Regions from separate parts of the Mus musculus genome. Here region 2 is linked to region 1. Evidence: chromatin loops called from intact Hi-C (ENCODE). Cell type or tissue: left cerebral cortex. All regions are shown on one strand.

Region 1 (8,000 bases):
GGTTAAGAGCACTGACTGCTCTTCCAGAGGTCCTGAGTTCAATTCCCAGCAACCACATGGTGGCTCACAACCATCTGTAATGAGATCTGATGCCCTCGTCTAGTATGTCTGAAGACAACAACAATGTACTCATATAAAAAATAAATAAAAGTCAGTTGTCCCAAAGAGTACACATGGAAAGACCCATGGCTCCAGCCACACATGTGGCAGAGGATGGTCTTGTTGAACATCAGTGGGAGGACAGGCCCTTGAGCCTGAGAGTGTTCAATGCTGCAGTGTAGGGGAATGCCAGAGCGGGAAGAGGGTCATGGATGGGTGGGTAGGGGAGCACCCTCATAGAGGCAGGGGAGGGGGGTGGGATAGGGGGTTTCCGAAGAGGAGACCTGGAAAGGGGAAAATATTTGAAATGTAAGTAAAGAAAATATCCAATAAAAAAAAGGGAAAAATCCATTTTCGATGTCTGTGTAGGTTTTTTTCTGAGTTCTTGCTTCTGTTTATCTGGTTTTGTAACAGTACCATACATTTCTTGGTGCTGTTACAGCTCCTTGGTGCATGTTGAAATCAGGGCTGTGACAGCTCTACCACTGATATTTGTGCCCATGAATATTTGGTTATCTGTCTCCAAATGAACTTTAGATTGCTTTTTCTAGTTCTGTGAAGACTATCTTTGGGATTTTGATATGGATTGTGTTGCATCTATAGAACACTTTTGGTAATATGGATTCATTTCCTATCCGCTGTTCGGTCAATCCGGAAGGAGTGGAGGTCCTCTTCTCTTGTGTCTTCAGCAATGTCTCTCTTCGATATCTTTTAAAGTTTTCATCAGGCAGATCTTTCCCCTCCTTGATCAGGTTTGTTTCTAGGGTATTTTTTAATGAATGGAATTCTCCCACCGTTGACTCCTTCCTCTGGAAGTTTGGTATTGACACCACACACCTTTCTTCTTTAAGTCCTAAGATATGTTAAGTCCACATAAGTGAATCAGAGTGCCCCTTGTTATTCTGGGTAATTTTAAATAATATTTTGGGACATCTACTCTTTGGGGAAGGGATGATATATCTGCAGAGTGAGCATGTCAGATTTGGTGAAAGTAATGAAATAACTAATTCTAGCATTACTTCTGAGTTTTCTTTTTTTTTTAAAGATTTATTTATTTATTTATTTATTTATTTATTTATTTATTTAATGTATCTGAACACACTGTAGTTGTCTTCAGACACATTGCAGATGGTTGTGAGCTACCATGTGGTTTCCGGGAATTAAACTCAGGACCTTTGGAAGAGCAATCAGTACTCTTAACTGCTGAGCCATCTCTCCAGTCCCTGCTTCTGAGTTTTCAATGAATCTTGTTTCTCCTCTTTTTTTTTTAACACACACATACTTGTCAGTGTCCCTATGTGTTTGTGTATAACACACACACACACATACACACACACACGTGCTTACTTGCATTCTCTCTCTCTCTCTCCCTCTCTCTCTCTCTCTCTCTCTCCATTAAGCTTCTTTTAGGCAGAACTGGGCCACTCTCATCTGTGAATCTCCAGCTCAAGACTTCCTTAATTTAGCAGAATATGCTACTGCATTTGATTTGACTTGCGAGTTCCTCCTGCTACCCTGTAAATGAAGCCTCTCTGGCATCTGTTGTTATGGGGTTTCCTCTGAAAACTGAATGAAAAAAAATATCCTAGGAGAAGAAAGGTAGATTGTATTAGGTGTTACACTGTTCTTACATCATTTAGACAACATGTTGTAAGATAATAGCTGTAATGTGCGGACGATTCTACTTATAGTAAAATCAATTATACGTGACACACATTTGGGTGCAAGCATCTAATTCCTTTTGTGTGCATATAATTCAATTCCTTGATTATTATAAAAACTCCACTGGAGATGTGACCTTTAATTTGTCCTAATGTATATAGGAGACAAACATATTGCTGGGATTTAAATAACTGCATTTGCATGGTAATATGTTTAGGAAAACATGACGGTTATTTATAGGGCTTTGGGCTATTTAGAATTATTGTTTGTAAATATTTGTTTTGTCTATAGCAAAAATTTTTTTCCATGAGGCTGTAAGTCCGCTCTACAAGCCTTTGTGAGCTGTGTTTGGAAGGTCTCCAGGCAGCACAAATTACTGAGAAACAATGCAGGGCTTCATAGCCATGTTTGTTTGCTCTGTGATATGGAATTCGCGATCAAACTTAGGTGGTCAAGGGCTTCACATCCACTCGTACGGCAGATGGCTTTCTTGTAGAGTCACAATTGCTCACCATCCTTTCCTTCTTCTGCCCCTGTCACTTTACAGCCCTGTGCCTTCCAGGGGTCAAAATCAAAGACAAAATTCTAGTCAGGTACAACTAACCCCTTGGGGAGTGTGCAGCAATGGATGGTCAATGAAAGATGCAGATTAGTCAATAAAAGATCTTTGAAGGCATCCATCCCCATGCAGGGACCCTACCCCGGCCTGTCAGGTCAGCATCCCTGCAAGAATTCAGAGCATCACAGTCTTTAAAGCTTAAACCGAATGCCCAGTGCTTACTCACCCTGCCAAGCCTCTGTGGCAACCATTCAAGGGGGTTGCATTTGACTGTAGAAAAACAAAAATCTGGATGATGTGGTACAGCGGGTACTACAGACTTTCTCTTTAAAAGTTACAATCTCTTCTCTTCTACTGAAAAATTGTTCTGAGTTTTGATCTGGCTTCTTTTTATTCATAGAAATATCCAAAAGAATCGACCTAATAGTTAATTACAATTATGAAGTGTCATTAATATTTCAGCTGGCTATTTCTAACCAATTATTATGATCATCTTCTAACAAGCACAATGTGATTGGCTATTCTGAAATTCAAGCTTTTTTGGGGAAAGGTTGAAAAGGAAAATGATTGTCTCATTGATTTGGAATTTGTTGAAATTTATACTCTGATAAAGAGGAACAGGTACACTTCTGTATGTATGAAAATGGTTCTGTACATGTGGTAGCAACTTCAAGAGTCTCATAGCTTGTATCACTACCCAACCGTGTCATATTATACATAATCATTTATGTATGATACCTATTATACACAACTATAAATCTACTTAATTCTCCCATGATATCTTAAATGGATCTTTAAGGAGATAAGGGGACAATTTGTCTCTTCACTGAACAAATCAGACAACTTATCATCAACTTTAATAAACTGAAATTAATCACATAAAAAAGTGCACAGTTCTTTATGGAATGGCTGTAAAGAGGTTGACTTTATGTAAATTATCCTCTCCCCGCTAAAACAAAATTACTCATCTTCTCACAACTGTAGCTTAAGAACAATAAACACTTGTCTTTGTGTCACCGATATTTTCAAAGTGATTTTCAATGATGATTTTGGCATCCGCTGCATTCTGTTATTTAATTAACCTGGTTTCAAAATAAACAAAGGCACCGTGTGTGTTTAAATCCACTCCCTCTGGATAATTCCACGGCCTTTATGATGGAGGTGCATCACCCCCTCTAGTGGATAAAGGGAAAACGGGTGAAAGCCAGGAGCTTGAAAGGCCCACTGGGTTTCCCACAGCCTTCAGGCTCTCTTAAGCGGCTGATGGGTTAATTTCCTCCCATCGCTGCTCTCACTTAGAACATATTGTCTCAGAGTGAGGACTGTGTCCCACATGTTTGTTCTATTAAGATGTAGAACAGAACTTGGATGTTAACACAGTGCAATAATGGAAATAATCCTGAACAGACTTCCTGCTTCACAGTGAAAATACTGGGAAGCAGTGTGTGGATACCAACCCCAATTGTTCCTGTGTGTGTGTGTGTGTGTGTGTGTGTGTGTGTGTGTGTCCATGCTCGTGCACCCGCACGCAAAATAGAGAGACATCACACTCCCACTTTCTATACTAGAAATTTGTAATCATTAGGTATGCTAAAATATATTTTGTTGTTGAATTAAATGAACTAGCCATTAGCTTCTAGACTTTTCATTTATATAAAGAGTTGTTTAGAGGCATTGTTTACAGTTTCCTACGAAAGAAAGATTTATTTTTAGTTAGATAACATAAAATATGTCACACACACACACACACACACACACACACACACACACACGCACACACCAACTGGGGAGCTGGCTTATTCTCTGGGAAACATTTATCAGCAAATGGTCCATTAACTTCTACTCAACTATGGAGATTTAAGGTCACTCACTGGGCATGACGGTCGGCTCTAACTTCCGATAAGTAGAATAAACAAACACCCACTCCAGTATAAACTAGTTTTACTTTCTCTCTTTGAGCTTTAAAAGCCAAGTTCTCCTTGCCAGCATCCCATGACTGTCTGTCCTTCATTATCTTGTCTACTCTACTTCTCAGTAAGGAGGTGCTGGAGTCCTCAGTGCCATATTGCTGACAAACAAGTTAAAGGATGCTGGAGATGGCTCTGGATAGCCCTTGATATCTTCACCTTCATCGGGTGAGGTTTGATTGACCCATGTAAATATATTTGAGGGACTGAGGGTGGCATGAGAACTAAGAAGGTGCACTGCTTTTGCAGAACACCTGACTTCATTCCCAGAATTATTTATGTCTGATTACATGTGTTTAACTATATTTTGAAATAAAGAAAAACAGGAGAAATCTCTCTCTCTCTCTCTCTCTCTCTCTCTCTCTCTCTCTCTCTCTCTGTGTGTGTGTGTGTGTGTGTGTGTGTGTGTGTGTGTGTGAGAGAGAGAGAGAGAGAGAGAGAGAGAGAAGATAGATAGATAGATAGATAGATAGATAGATAGATAGATAGATAGATAGATAGGTGTTGTATATATAATCCCAGTAAGGAGGCTAAAGCAGGAGAATTCTGTGACTTCAAGATGGCCTGGACATAGCAAGTATGAAGTAAGCCCAAATTACAGGATGAAATCTGTTCTTAACAACCCAACCCAACCAAAACCAACTCAACCTAATTCAACCCATTCCTATGGTGGAAATATATATATATATACACCCACACATATCCTGAGGTGTCTCATAAAATGAGGGCTTTTCTCCTTCCTGTAATAAATTTTCATGTTATTCTATTTATTTTCACATCTATTCAATAGACAGATGTAAGAGGGGGAGATTTGAAAACACTCTTAGGAAAAGTAAAACTGTCAGTTGCCCACCACATAAGCTGTAATATCCATGTAAGTCTGAAAACACTTACAAAGCAATGAAGACCTTTATCAGATATCATGAAAAGGGCTTGCAGTAAAGACATCCCCAAGTCACATACACACTTTAAGCGCACTTAGGATGTAGATGGTAAGAAAGACTGATGAGGTTGCATGAAATAAAAGATTAAATAGCAGCATAAGTAGATGGTATTGTACACTGCTATCATTGTTTCTCAGCTCATAAGACACTTACATTTACTTCCACCTTTGGGTTGGGTTGAGTTAAGTTAAGTTGGGGTTGGGTTGGGTTGGGTTGGGTTGGGCTGGGTTGGATTGGGTTGGGTTGAGTTAGGTTGTGTTGGGTTTGGGCTGGGTTGGATTGGATTGATTTGGGTTGGGTTGGCTTAGGTTTGGGTTGAATTGGGTTGATTTGGGTTGGGTTGGGTTTGGGTTGGGTCGTAATGGGTTGGGTTGCTGAGAGCAGATTTCATCCTGTAGTTTGGGCTTACAGGCCAGTCTTGAACTCATAGAAATCCTCTGCTTTTGCCTCCCTAGTGCTGAGATTATGGACATTTGGCACCATGCCTGGCTTTGCCTGTTTCTTTATCTGCAAAATGACAGTGCACCCTTCTTCTATCACAGAATTGGTAAAAGCAAAGTGGCCTCAAGTACCCATTCCTCAGTCCTTAAGACTGTCCTGTAGAGATGGGGAGTTAGATACTATAAATATTCATGGTAAAGTAGGAAGGTGGCCTCAGAGAAGCTGCAGGAATGTTGAGAAAGGATGTCAAGGCTCCACCCCCAGCTCTGTGTGCGGATAAAGCCATTATGCACAGACATATGGAAGCAGACAATGAAGCGTGACTAAGGGAAGTGGCTGAGCCATTTGCACTGAACAAGCCTTAAAATGAGTGCCTGCAAATAAGGAAGCAAAAGGAGGTGGAGTGCAAACTTAGCAGCAAGAGATGCGTTCAGACGCTGTGTGAGGGGCAGCAAGGTCAACAGTCTGTCACACAGGTTAAAACTGCTGTTCTGGAGTTGCACAATCAGAGCCTATGCTCAGAACAGTGCTGTGGTGAGGAGGTTCAGGATGGTCAGGAGAGGAGAAGGGACGGGGCTGCTGGTAATGTATGAGGTCAACTGACATGAAACTTAGAAGGGGTTCTAAAAAGCTAGAAGAAACATGGCTGACTGTGTAATGTGGGAAGTGAGAAGGATGGCTGGGGTGTAGAGTCAAAGGGGGTGCTGAGCTTTCTAGCTTGACCTCCAGCATATTTATAAAAATAGACAATGGGTTTGAAAGGGGAAACGAGGGGTTCAGTTTTGGGTTTGTTGAGCAAAGGCATCTTGCTATGTTGTACAACCTTTTGGGGAGACCCTGGCTTCTGCCACAGGAGCATTCCCTCTACCGTGCTTTGTAATGCCAAGTGAAATTTATGTTCAACTAATGCATGGGCTCTAGGCAATCCTGAGTTACCAGTGCCCACTTCCTCTTTTCGAAGCAGCTTTTGCACACAACCACCAGTTGTGGTGGAAGCCAGACATCTGTGGGCAGCATCAGTGCCCGTTTTAGGCAGCACTGTGGAACCTCGGAATGGGCACTGGCAAAGCTCTTCCCTTTTCTGTGTGTGGTCTTCTGCTCTGGGTGCCACCCCTGTATCAACATTCTGTCAGGTAGGGAGAGCTAGCCAGGGTCTCCCTCAATTCCCATCTCTGAGGAGAAGGTGTGGCACTAAGTAAGCGAATGGATGGGGCAAGGGCTTGATGACTGAGGGCAGTATCTGGCCAACTTATTTACTCTAAGAGTCTGGGTTCCACAGAACACACTGGCTAGCTAGATTAGCTGCATCCGTGAGCTCTGGATTCAAGTGGGAGACTGCACCTCGATATGTAATCTGATTGAAGAAAATATCCAGTGTCAACCTCTGGCCTTACATGCATGTGCATACCCATGTGCATCATATATATGCAAATATGCACACGCATGCATGCACACACATGCATGCACATACACACAGTAGCCATTTTAACCCGTTAAGCACATAGTTCCATTGTGGAGCACTTGTCTATAATACGCAAGGACCTGCGTGTCAATCCTCAGTAATATAAAAGTAAACAAATAAGGAAGAAAATAAATAAGCCATGTAGAAAAGAGGCCTGCACATTAATGGAAGGAAGTATTACAGATGTGTCTCATACTGCCACAGAATTTTGAGAACAAGATCATAACTTAGCACTTTAAATAAAATTATATCACACTAGCAATTATCCACTCGTGAGCCTCACTGGCTTGGGGAGTCATTCACAATTGGACGATACACTCTCACTCCTAGTAGTTAGCCATGACTGGATGAGAAGAAATGACCTTGTGCAGAAATAAGTTTCTGTGGAGAGGCTGGCAGGAGCTCGTGTGGGCCCAAACCATATGTGCACTGTCAAGGACTCTCTTCATAATCTGCAACCTGAACTGACTGGTGGTCTGGTGTGAACCTCCGGCTAGTGTGGCTCCAGGCGTGCGAGGAAGCTGCACGCTCCAGAGAGACCAGATCTTACAACGGGGACCACCAATATCACACCTTCGTTTGGCCTTCCCTTTGAGTTAATCATTAAGACGAGAGTCTTACGTGTATGTGCACACGTGTGTGCATGTTCACTGCTTCAGGACATGTGCAGGTTGAGTACATTGCACGCATATGCATAGGAACACAGGTGCTTTCCTCATTATGGAACTGATTGCTTGGATTACATGTGATCTCCTTTAGCATGGAGCTTTCCTGTGAGAATGGTCCCTGTTTAGGCCACACAGGTTGGCTCACTTTCTTAATCCCAGCACTCAGAAGGCAGAGGCAAGTGAATCTCCGTGAGTTCA
Region 2 (8,000 bases), 310 kb before region 1:
TTCTACTGTCTCACAGGATTAAGGAGGCTTCGTCACAGACTGGGAAATTGTTTTGAGCCCACATGCAAATCTAAAGGCAGTGCTAGGGGAACTGGGTCTTGCTTGGAGCAGGATAAGGATCCTGGAAGCTTTATCTTCATAGAGAAGGCCATGGAGCTTGTAGAAGTATTTCCTCCCTGATGCTATCAGTGATAGGAAGCCAATGGCATTGGGGCTGGCGAGGTGGCTCAGTCAGTAAGCACTTTCCTTGCAAGCTCCAGGACATGGTTTTAATCTATAGAGCCCAGATAAAAAGCTGGGCATGGTAGTACATGAGCATAATTCCACATGCTGGGTTGTCTTGGCCCTGGCCAGCCTATCTGAACTATTTGGCAAGTTCCAGACCATTAAAAAAAAAATGATGCAGTCTCAAATTATAAATAAATAGGGAGAGAGAGAGAGAGAGAGAGAAAGAGGTCTGAGAATCAACAGTTGATGTGCCCTCTTACTTCCATACACCTTTATACACACCCAAAGAAATACTGATAAGGATATTGATAATGCAATGATTTCATATAAGTAAGGAAAAGACAGCCCCCTAGAGAGAGCACAGAGCGTATCACATATACGAACATACATTAAGGTCCCAAAGGACTTGACAGTTTACTCAATTATGGAAGTATTCTTTCCAACACTAAACTAATCTTTTTTTTTTCTTAGTTGATTTAGTTTCTAGTGTTATTTCAGTTAGGGTTTCTGTTGCTCTGAAACAAACAAACAAACAAACAAACAAACAACAAAACAAAACAAACAAACAAAAAACAAACCATGGCCAAAAGGCAAGTTGGGAAGAAAAGAGTTTATTCAGTTTATACTTCCACATTGTAGTCCATCACTGAAGGAAGCCAGGACAGGAACTCAATCAGGGCAAGAACCTGAAGGCAGCAGGTGATGCAGAGGCCATGAAGAGGTGCTGCTTACTGGCTTGGTCATCATGACTTGCTCAGCCTACTTTCTTATAGAACCTAGGACCACTAGCCCAGAAATGGCACCACCTACAATGGGTGGGGCTCTCCCCATCAGTTGCTAACTGAGAAAATGCCCTATGGTAGAGTGTTATGGAGGCATTTTCTCAATTGAGGTTCCCTCCAGTCAGATAACTCTAGCCTGTGTCAGAATGACAGAAACTTGCCAGCACAAGTGTCTTCCTGCTCCATATATCCTCTTCACTTGGTCCTCAGAGTTGCATGTACAGAAGTTCGAATATGACTTATCTGATACGGACAAACATGGACTCATTGCCAACCTCCCATCATAGGATGAGGTTTCTGTGACAGCTACTCCCTGGCCCATCTCTCACTCTCTGTGCAAGGTAAAGATTCTATACTAAAATGATGACCATCCTAACTGAAGGGAACTTCATCCAAACTTAGGCCAGAAGTAAATGGGAGGTGTGAGGCAAGCCTGCTTCACTACCCAAAGTGCTGTAGCTTAACCCTCTTCTTGTATTTACCCTCCCAGTTCTTTCCCCATTCCTTCACTATCAGCACCGCCCCCCCCTTGCTGGGGAGTCTGATGCATACTGAGAACGGGTTCAACCACGGAGCTACACACCTGTCCCCAATCTCATGTTCATATCAAGAATGTCCTAGTGATTCAGAAAACAATGGAGCAATGGAAAATCAGAATAGATTAAGGTATAAAAGTATACACACAAGTATAGGTAGGTCTCTGCTATAGAATTATGTCTCTTTAAAAACAAGCAACAGAAAATTACAAATATATTCAAAACTAGAGAGGACAAGACAACAAAAACACCCATGAAACCTCTTCAATTTACAACATCTATGGACTTGTTATGTCATAGTCTCTCCCCTCTCTGCCCAGCCTCAGGCATCTCAGGGTCTCTCTCCTGCCAGTTGGACCCACAATTGTGCCACCTTCTCTCTAGGGACTGGAGACTCCTGTTTCTTCCTGGTAGGATTTTAAGAGCTGGAGATATCTTTCTGGTCCTGGCCTCAGGCTGCTGTCTTACAATGCACTACTGCCAATTGACAGTGGTTCCTTAGTGATACACAGAGCAAACAGAATGGTGCCATTGAACTTCTTATCATCCCATGTCAGACCATCACTGGATACTTTATTCATAGCTCCTCTGGGAATAGGTCACATTGTCATAGGGAACCCTGCCCACAGCATGCTGACCCAGTGAGCCATGCTCCTATTCATGGCCACCAAAATGCTTCCATAGCAAAGTATCCTACATCACACACAGTGATCTTATTCCACATTCTTTGTCAGCTGTGTCGAGGATTTTTCCCTTTGTATTGATCTGTTCAATGATTTGTCCTTTGTACTGATTAGTCCATGTCTCCAGAAATTCTGCTGTGGCGCCCAAGTTCATACAAACTACCCTAGGCTATTTCCAGGAGGAGGGAGGAGGCAGACAAGTTTCAGTCTTAGACAAGATGTGTCTAATCTGTGCACATTTCTTTATCCTAATAAAACACATCCTTCTAATTTTATGAGACAACAACATACCAACACACACACACACACACACACACACACACACACCATAAAGGTGATAGATGATGGATAGCCTGTGGCTCTTATAAAATTACATTTTGAAAATGTATGTGTTAATGAATTAAAACTATAGATTAAAAGTCCCTGGATCAGGCCTGTGCTTAATAATTAATAGAAAAGGATAAAAGTAATATTTATGGCTTTATATTATCTAAAACACTTGAATAATTATGCAAGAATAATATTACCAGGTGAAGACAAACTTACCAAATTTGAGTTATGATCCATAGAGAAATTTTAAAATATATAAAGGTCTTGAGGTGGAAATGACCTAACTTCACAAGCCAGAACTTTAACCTGCTTTGATATAAAGCATTTCTATAGAAATATCAAAGACAAAAGAGAAGATTTACTTAAAGGATAATTTGAGAGCTAATTAAAAAATAATTTTTAAGTGGGTAGAGAGACATTTCTATGGTTAAGAGCACTGGCTGCTTTTCTAGAGGACCTGGGTTCAATTCCCAGCACCAACGTGGTAGCTCACAACCGTTTATAACTCTAATTCCAAGGGATCTAACTGTCTGTCTATTTTGGTCTCTGTGGGCACTGTGCACATATTATACACAGGCAAAACACCTATACGCATAAAATAAAGTAAAAATTAAATTCATTGTCATCATCGTCATTGCAGTCGCCATCATTAGTGTGTGTGAGTATCTGTGTTTAAGTACATTTGCAGAGTGTGGGACCTGGAGTTGGTAATTACAGCTGCTGATGAATGTTGAATACCAGACTAGGTTTAGGTGTGTGTGAGTATATGCATGTATGTGTTTAGGCACATTTATAGTGGCTTGCTTAACTGTGAGCCTATGTATGGGCATGGGTGGATGGCAGAAGACAATCTGGTCTTTCCTCAGACCATTTACTTGTGTTTTTCCTCTCACTGGTAGGTTCTCACGAGGTAGGCTAGACTGGCCAGCCTGAGACCCAGTGCATCTATTTACCAGTGCATCTGCCTTCCCACCCACATTGTTGGGGTGACAACTGTGGCTTCTGTGGAGTGAACTCCGTTCCTCATACTTACACAAGCAGTTTACCGTTCACACCATTTCCCCAGACACTACTGTTTGACAGAGATGTGGATTTCAGTGATTGCAAACTACACAGTCATCAACCATGCCGTTGTCTGAGCTAAGGCTAATGGTTCAGAGCTGAGGCAAGGGACTCTGAGCTCACACACGGTCGGTCACTTGCCCCTTATTAATTTCTGTGCCGCCTAACTGTCTTTGACAAAAATCTCTTAATCGATCAAACTCTCAGTTTCCTCAATTTTGAGTCATTGAAAGTCATTCAGACATACTCAGAGTAAAGTTAGGCTGAAACAGAGTATAGGCAGGGCCATGTGGCCTAGAGGTGGAGATAGGCCCCCCACAAATGGGAGGCTATGGGTTGCCCACCATTTACCATCTGTCCTAGCTGGATGTTCTTCTATTGATATCTATATTGTCATAGCCAGGAAGCTACCTGCTGAGTGTGCTGTGTGCACTGGGGACAGGAACAGGACGTCTCTAGGCTCACTGAACAGTCAGACCAGTCTACTTAGCAAGTGCCAGGCCAGTGAGAGACTGACCATCGCAACAAAAACAAAACAGCGCAAAATGGATAAACAGCACTTACAGAAAAATACTTGAGGTTGTCTTCTGCCCATTGACAACCTGTACTCATATGTGTGCACTCACACATACACAAACACACACTCACATGTGTTCACTTATACACACACAAATGCACACTCACATGTGATCACTCACACATGCACAAATGCACACTCACATGTGTTCACGTACACACAAACACACATTTACATGTGTTCACTCACACATGCACAAATGCACACTCACATGTGTTCACTCACACATGCACAAATGCACACTCACATGTGTTCACTCACACATGCACAAATGCACACTCACATGTGTTCACTCACACATGCACAAACACACACTCATATGCGTGCACTTTCATGCATGTACTTGCATCCACTCATGCACACACACACACACACACACACATGTGCACATGCTATCTCACACACATTTCCACAAAGATGATAACTTTGGATGGAGGGAAGGTGGTCACTTCTTTTTACCTATAGGAAGAAATGATACAACTCACCAAGTATCTTTAGAAGAAGACACAGCATCTTCAAATAAGCCAGACACAATTAAAGAAGCAGTGTTCAGATTGAATACGTGTCACTAACTTTTCCTCCCTTTTAGGAATGTCAGTTTTCAGCGCATAGTTACTGCTTGGAGACTGTGAAAATATGAACAAAGTACTTGTGTGTTTCGAGGAGGGTGTGATGCTCCTACGCTGCCAAGAGCAGTGCCTCTCCTCCACTCCGTCTGTCAAGGTGACTAGCGACTCCACACTTGCCAACCAAGAGCACAAGCAAGCCAGCTCCAAAAAAGGTGACCTCAGATCTGTGTATGAAACACCCTGGGCTTCCTCCAGTTATTTCAAAGAGTGCTCTAAAGTTTTCAAGACATTCTCAAAATAAAATCATTTTCTGTGTTTTGCCATTGTCTAAATACTCTTCAGGCCTTTAGGATTCCTCAGAGACGACACTAGTCTTACTCTCAGCCTTTATTTCAGCTTCGGCAGACTCCACCCCTCTCCTCCCAATTTAAAGACAAACTCATAGAGAGGATGAAGACCTGATCCCTGGTCACCTCTTCTGCTCCCTGTACTCAGCGACCAATCACACACAGAAGGAGAGAACTGGCAAGAAGGGGAATCTGAAATCCCTTACAGCATGGAACAAGAAGCAGCTTCCTTCTAGATAAGTATGATTATCGGAGTTATGTTACAGTCAGTGCTTCCTCCCTCATAGATGGAATACTGTTTCTCTACGTGTGTGTGTGTGTGTGTGTGTGTGTGTGTTTGGTGTGTGTGTGTGTGTGTGTGTGTGTGTGTGTGTGTGTGTGTGTGAGTGACTGTATGCTCATGTGCTGTAGTGTGTGAGTGTTCATGTGCATTTGCACGCATGCACATATTGTCAGTGTGTGTGAGAGAGTAAGTGTGTGTGCATCTGTCTGTGTGTGAGTGTGTATTAGTGTTGTGAGAGTGTTATGAGTTTTTGTGTGAGTGCGTACGCATGTGCATGCATGTGTGTACATGTGTGTGGTACTTTGTGTGTGCACTTGTGTACATACATGGTTGAGAGAGAGAATGTGTGTGTGTGTGTGTGTGTGTGTGTGTTTGAATGTGTGTGCACGTGAGTGCGTGTGTGTGCAAGCCAGGAACAGATGTTGGGTATCTTCCTCTACTGCTCCCTGTTTTCTTTGAGACAGAGTCTCTCACCGAATCCTCTGCTGAGCTCTAGGGATCCACCTGTGTCTGTTGATTTAGCTCTGGGATTATATTGTCGAGCCTGGCTTTTTGATAGGTCCTAATGCTAGCATGACTACTTTATAGGCTTCATTTGGGGGGGGGGGGGTTTGAGACAGCATTTCTCTGTGTAGTCCTGGTTGTCCTGGAACTCACTCTGTAGACCAGGCTGGCCTCCAACTCAAAAATCCGCCTGCCTCTGCCTCCCAAGTGCTGGGATTAAAGGCGTGCGCCGCCACTGCCCAGCTCTTTACAGACTTCTAACATGGAATTTAGGAAAGCACTGGACAACTGAACATGATTTTAGGCTCACTGGGGAATGGTAGGTTATATCTAACAGCAGTCTTTTTAAATTAATTAATTAGTTTTATGTGCTTTACCTTCATATATATATAATAAAATGTATCAGTGCATCACATGTGTAAGTTACAGGCAGTTGAAAGCTGCCATGTAGATGCTGGGAATTGAACCTGGGCCCTCTGGAAGAGCAGTTAGCACTCTTAAAGGCTAAGCCCCCTCTCCAGACCCCTCTAACAGCAGCCTTATATATAAGGAGCAGGCAGGTCTCAGAATGTGAACACCCTAAGTAGGGCATGCTTCACAACATCCGCAGGACACAGCTCCTGCAACAAAGCACTCTCCAAAATTGTAGGAAGGGTTGCAGCGCAGAAACCCTAGACAGACAATGCTTTTATTTAGGCCATCTGGTTTTGACTCTTACTTTTGTTACATAATCATAGTAATGCTTTCGGAGTGTGGCATTTCCAGGGTGCTAATGACTGCCTTGGCACAAGGCGATCAGCTCGTGCCTCCTTGCTAATTCCACTCAACACCCCATGCCTCCTCTTTGCAGTTCGAGGATACACTGAGCTGTGGTTCAAGTGACAGAGGTCACCATTACTGAGATAAATGGATCATGAAATCACTCGTCATGGTATTTATCCACCCTTTGCAGAGAAGAATGTTAAAAAATAAAGCAAGCAAGCAAGCGGGGATGGCCAGAATCATCCATGCCAACAACATGAAATGGAAATGGAAATTTATCTTTGAGGAAAGAGTGACCTCCAACCTTCTGCTATGTAGAGTAGCCATCAAAAACTCTACAGCAGTGCAACCCCATCCTTAACAGTATATTTCGGGTTCCGCTGACACACTGTTAGTGAGAAGACTCATAATTAACTGCGCCTTCTTCCCAGAGAAAGCTATTGTTGCCCTTGCCCTTGCTGCGGTAAAGCTGTGTACTCATCTGTTCCCTGCAGATGGAGCCCAGGCTACCCTCTTTTTCTTCATACCAGTCCTAATCCCAAGCAAAGATAAGCCCTGACTGTTGGCAGCTACCCTGGCACACATCCATCTGCCTCTGTGGGGCTCTGAGGGGCCTGTATCTCCCAGGGTCTCTCTCTGTGGGGCCTGCTCAGTGTGGAGACTGGCCAGTTCCTGAATAAAGGTTCTGGGATTTGAAACCTAGTTAATTATCTCTCTAAGGGTCGTAGGAAAGCTACAAGCTCACTTGAAAGAGATACAAATGTCTGTGTGGCTAGACGGGTTTTGTTTCGCTTTTCTAGGTCCTGATACTCTGGAGGAGAAGCGGTACGTGTGCTTTCTTCCGGGCTGTCTCTCCAAGGGCAGGTGTGCAGCTAAAGCTGCAGGATACTGTCAAGCCTCCCTCTCGACAGCACCGGGCAGGGCAGGCTGGATCAGAAGCACAGTGTGGCTGCACTCTGGTCCAATAGAGAAGGCTCAGCTCCCAGTCTGTGTTTCTCAGCCTCTGAGGGTAAATTCTGACTATTTTACTTGTGATAGGAGAACTGGGGTAGGCTTGCTAATACTCCGGCTGCCGCTCTTTCTATGAGGAGAATATCACTCTGTACCTGATCTGGGAGCTTATCATCTACTAGGACTATCTAAGAAACTTCAACAAACTGTATCAGTTTAACCTAGGGGGAAAATCCCTTCACAGACAACACGATAAATAAGTTGTTTATGCAAGACAATATTTTATCTATACATGCACGCCAGAACAGTTAAGTATATGTTTTTGTTTGTTTTTGTCTTTGTTTGTTTTTATCATAAGTTCTAATACCTACAGATACTTTTGAAAT

What was found. Peaks named below come from ENCODE experiments on the same cell type or tissue, not always from the same donor. Only the 100,000 strongest peaks of a DNase experiment are listed, where the experiment ranks them.
Region 2: a loop joins it to region 1, with 2.4 times the contacts of the local background. A loop is called at or near these places in 7 of 42 quality-filtered maps.

What each region holds. Positions count from the first base shown.
Region 1 is chr6:144,811,554-144,819,553 of GRCm38, forward strand. No RefSeq gene overlaps it. Among named protein-coding and RNA genes, the nearest start is that of Gm32069, 8.4 kb to the left of the region's middle. In left cerebral cortex, a CTCF peak has its summit at 3,506; DNase peaks (open chromatin) are centred at 3,500, 5,979 and 6,659; H3K4me3 peaks cover 235 bases.
Region 2 is chr6:144,505,417-144,513,416 of GRCm38, forward strand. It overlaps a transcript of Sox5 not described here. Among named protein-coding and RNA genes, the nearest start is that of Sox5os3, 160 kb to the right of the region's middle. In left cerebral cortex, no CTCF peak of the experiment used is centred here; a DNase peak (open chromatin) is centred at 4,915.